2 separate regions of the Homo sapiens genome follow, and region 2 is linked to region 1. A link is a loop called in an ENCODE intact Hi-C map of the cell type or tissue named here. Cell type or tissue: spleen. All regions are shown on one strand.

Region 1 (2,500 bases):
TCAGGAGTTCAAGACCAGTCTGGCCAACATGGTGAAACCCTGTTTCTACCAAAAATACAAAATTAGCCAGGCATGGTGGCGGGCGCCTGTAGTGCCAGCTACTCGGGAGGCTGAGGCACGAGAATTGCTTGAACCTGGGAGGCAGAAGTTGCAGTGAGCCGAGATCACAATGCCACACTCCAGCCTGGGTGACAAGAGCGAAACTCTATCTCAAAAAATTAAAATTAAAATTAAAAAAAAAAGATGAGAGGAAATTTTCCAACTAGGAAGGAGCAAAAAGAGAAAGAACAAGGAATAAGGAAAATGCCTACAGAAGAATGGCAGATCAGATGGCAAAATATGAAACCACAGCGATAGACTTGGGCCAGTTTACGCAGAGCTTTGTGTTCTGTGACACATAATTTATCTTGTGGCTGTTGGTTCCCAAATGAAACAGCTGTACCAGAAATCTTCTGAGGCATTTATTAAAATTCCCAGGGTCTCCAGTAGAGCTACTGAATCAAATCCCTTGAGGAGAGATCTGAGTATCTGGAGTTTTAAGAAGGGTTCCCAGCACTCTGATAAGCAGCCAGTATAACTACTGGTAGACCAAGGGCTAGTCTGAGCCCTCATCTAAGGGCTCTAAGCATCTAAGTGCTTCAGAGAATGCAGCATCCGAGAGTTGCTGTCAGGAATGATCCAGCAAGGGGAGGAAATCATAGTTGAGAGGTTCCATAGCCAGAAATAGGTCAGCGCCAGAAAATTTCCATAGAGAAAGGCATAGATGACAAAGATGTGAGTTAAGTGAGTGAGCTGGACTACAAAAGCAGAAGGTATGGACACAGAAGGCAGTTTCTGGAAATAAAGGCAAAGTACAACAGAGAGTTGTCCTATGTGAGATGAGACAAAGATGGACTTCTGATGTGTATGAGGTGCTGCCAGAGATGGCTTAACAGCAGCCATCCTTAATCCAGCTGATGCCTTTCAGCTGGAGTTGAAAAGGTATCCAGTTCAGTTAGCAGTTGAAAAGACAAAGCTAGGAAAACATCAGGAAAAAATATCAGAGTTGGAGTTTGAACATTATGGTTCAATAGAAACTACAGAAGTAGATGGCATTGCTGGAGAGGTAAAAACGGACTTTTAAGGGACAGAGTAGATTTTTTAAAAGGCATTGAATTGGCAAGAGGAGGAGGGAGTAATGTGAACTGTCTTTTGTAAATACATGGGATGTAGGATTGAACCGTTTCCATTATCTAAGCATGTAGAACCGTTCTTTAAACTACCAGTAGATGGTGCCATAGTTTTGGAAAATAATAAAGGTAAACAAAGCCAATAATGTTACATGTAAAAACCTTGTCTTATGTTAACTTAAAAAAAAATAGGATTTATAAATGTAGATTTAGAAAAGGAAAGACTTTGTTTCTTCTAAAGGCATTTAGAAAAATGCCTCCCGCAAGACCAGAGACAGGCACTTCACAGGAGGAGTGCTTGGAGTGGGAGCTTTATGCTGAACAGGTTGGCTAAACGTACATATTCAACAGGTATAGGAGGAGCTATGAATATTCATGAGGGTGGTCCTGACACATATTGGATGTTACATGCTTATTGAACAAACATGCATGTAACATGACCCATGTTTACTTTGGGGTGGAGACTTAACATTTAAATGTATTTACAATTAGGCCCTATAAATCAAAAGTTTCTTTCAGGGCAGGAAGGCATACAAGTGCACAATATCTGTAAACCGCCCAGAACCAGTCCATGGTCCATGATCTTCTGATCAGGAGAAAGTTATTGAAATCAGTCTCTTGTCCAATCAAAGCTATAGCTATGGCTGGTGGAACAGGGAGTGGGTGGAACAGGGAGTGGGGGTCAGAATCTGGTAGAGGTGCAAATTGTTTTAATATTGCTTATCTCGAAGCCAGTGCTTGTTTAGCTGACAGAGAAAAAGAAAAACCTAGTTTATTACTTAAGTGTAGGGGGTGCGTGAATTAATCCTTGCCTGGCATGGCCTTAGGTCCTGTTTGTATCATGGTGTAATATGGTATCTTACTGCCACGAAGAGTTTGTTCTGTCAGTCTTATGATCTCTATTTTAACATTAATGCTGATCAGTTGTTCTGTCTAAACCATAAAAGAGAAAGGGTTTAATGAGATGTGTCTGACCTCCCATTCCATCATGGCTGGGAACTCAGTTTTAAGGTTTTCCTGGAGTTCTCTTGGGCACAATGGGGGTTTGTTCAGTTGGTGGGGAAGGGGGGTAGGATTTTATTTTAAGTTTATATTAAAAATAAATAAATAAATAAAACTTATGATAAGGAATGACTAAAGCCAAATTAAGATAACATATCAATACCTGAAGGCTTATTTATTGTTCAAGACTCATATTCTCAGAACTTTATACTCCATTTTAGTTTTAATTTGTGACCAATAAATTGCATAATGTGGGGATGGTTCACATGATCATCAAAACCACAAACAACATAAAAACTTTGAAGAATATGGAATATGGCTGTCAGTTT
Region 2 (2,500 bases), 440 kb after region 1:
TCATGTTAGCTCTTATTTAGAAATATATATTCCAAAAGAATGGGCAAAGGAGGCTGATTTTCTTGCTTCGAGTATGCCCCTAAGTTTTTCCATCAGGGAGAGCTCTACTTTGCCCCATGTCGGGGTGGAGTGGTACATAACTAGCTCTGCACTCCATGCCTGGCCTAACACATAAAACAAGCTGCATATGCCTGTTGTGCACAAAGGGCCAGCCACAGAGCAGATGCTCAATGGATGCACTGACTTTAATGGCACCACAGAAATAATTAGTTCTATTTCAAGAAGCCACAAATCCATCATAATTTGTCCAATGAAATGAACTATATCTGTCTTTAAAGAGGCTGGCTACCATAGGTACCCTAAAACTTTCACTTAGGAAATTTTCTCTACCAGTTCTTTAGCCTGCAAGGTGACTGCTTCCTGATTTTTCACACGTGCAAGCATGCACACATACATCTCCATTTATTATCAGGACCAGATTTGCAATAATTCAGACACTCACAGAGAATTTTTTAAAAATCAACCTAACTAGTGTTTCAGAATGAGAGAAACTTAGAGGACTGCAGAGATATTTGGATAGTATTTTTCCTTTATTTTATAATCAAGTCATGCTAATGTAAACCAAACACACAACTTGAACTAAACACACATTTCACTCATGGCTAATTACAAACCAGGGATTTCAAATCAGTGTTGATCTAATGTTTTTAGAACAATTATTTAATTTTCAAGGTCCAATATCTGTCGAGTAAATCACCAATTTCCAGTTCATTCTTATTTAATATAAACAAATCTAATTAGTATAAAGATATTTCACAGCTGTCTTTAAATTAAACCATAGTCAAGAACAAGCAGCATTTTGGGTTTGCTTTGGCATCCCAAATCAAATGTTTTTTGTTCAAATATGAAAGAGCAATACCAAAAGTTATGTTTTATTTTGAAGTTTTAAGCTAAGCTTCATAAATTCAAGTAACCTATAATTTTTCACAATTCAAATTTTGAATAAGGACAGGAGCTGGCTACAGAGGAAAGCAAAGTATATTATTTTTTCACCTACTTTTGAGAATTTTAAGAATCACCAGTTCAGCTATACATTTTTGTTAATAATATTTCTCTTGCATTAAGTAGCAAACTACATCTTATAGTAGCAAATGTAGACATTCAAGGAGAAATCAACAAACCCATTTCTCTAGTAAAAATTATATTTACCAGGAAGGTATAGACTGTTCAACAAATAGGCCAGGCACAGTGGCTCATGCCTGTAATCCCAGCACTTTGAGAGGCCAAGGCGGGCGGATCACCTGAGGTCAGGAGTTCGAGACTAGCCTGGCCAACATGGTGAAACCCCGTCTGTCTCAAAAAAAAAAAAAAAAAAAAAAAAAAATTGTTAATAAATGGTTGCATACTAAATTAACTAAGGTAAATGATCAGGACATTAGTCTAGTTGGGTCAAAGAGGACTGTAAAATTTTTGGTTTCGGTGTCTTTTACCCTTTGATAAAGTGACTTACAATGCAGGTGGTGCAATATAGCCTAGCCTGAGAGTTGGGTTAGCTTGGGTTCCAGCCCTGCCTGGTACTACTCATGGTAGATTAGGTGGATCACTTCAATTTTTCTGATCCTTGGCTTAATCATGTACAGAATGGGGAAAATACCTATCCCCCCCACTGGGGTAAATGAGATGTTTGTGAAAAAATCTTCAAAAATAAAAAAATCCAACACACATACTATATAAAGTAAGCAATTAATGATGAGTAGATTAAAGCTTAGAAATTTCATTCTATTTCAATTTGTGATACATAAACTAATAGACTTATTCTATAAATTAAAATCTTGACATTTTTATATAATCCTATCATTTACTGAACATGAGTTGGGAGACATTGTTTTAAGATTATTGTTATGTATAGATGTTTGATGGCTATAATTGTAAAACTGGCTTATTGAGTATATTGTAAAATCCTAAGAAATTTTAATATTTTGATTGTTATTGAACAGGATACTTCTTAAAGTTCAATTCATGTCTATCCAACCTTGGAATTTGAGATGACAAAGATAAAGAATGTGTTAGCCTGGGCTTTGGGGATTTTTTTTTTTAATGTCAAATATTGTTATCTTTTTCTTACTGAAAATAAATATAAAGACCATATTAATATTCAGGGTTCAGATAGTATGTTTTCACTCAAAATATATGATGGAGCCAAAGACAACTCCTCAATGGTCAACACCACCCAATCAGAAGAATGTTTTATTATTCTCTTTAAGAAAGATAAAGTAGATGAGCTCATCGATCTCCCACTCCCTTACTGGGTGTTTGAAGGAAATAAAAAAGTGAGAGCTGCTTCTCACCCCATTTCTGTTGTAAAAGTCTTGGGAAAAAGGAAAGAGTGAAGACTGTGCTCTAATGGACAGGGGCTGGGGCAAGAGCACTAAAATCTGACTCCTAGATATAAACCAGGCCTGCTGCAGCTGACATTACTCTTTGGGATGACATTCTGTGA

What was found. Hi-C counts contacts between places; a loop is a spot of excess contacts. Peaks named below come from ENCODE experiments on the same cell type or tissue, not always from the same donor. Only the 100,000 strongest peaks of a DNase experiment are listed, where the experiment ranks them.
Region 2: a loop joins it to region 1, with 4 times the contacts of the local background. A loop is called at or near these places in 29 of 110 quality-filtered maps.

The regions. Positions count from the first base shown.
Region 1 is chr4:112,098,597-112,101,096 of GRCh38, forward strand. All of the region lies in intron 1 of LINC02945 (long intergenic non-protein coding RNA 2945), which reads right to left. Among named protein-coding and RNA genes, the nearest start is that of LINC02945, 12 kb to the right of the region's middle. In spleen, a CTCF peak has its summit at 1,247 (motif pointing right); no DNase peak of the experiment used is centred here.
Region 2 is chr4:112,533,854-112,536,353 of GRCh38, forward strand. All of the region lies in intron 3 of NEUROG2-AS1 (NEUROG2 and ZGRF1 antisense RNA 1), which reads left to right. Among named protein-coding and RNA genes, the nearest start is that of NEUROG2, 19 kb to the left of the region's middle. In spleen, no CTCF peak of the experiment used is centred here; no DNase peak of the experiment used is centred here.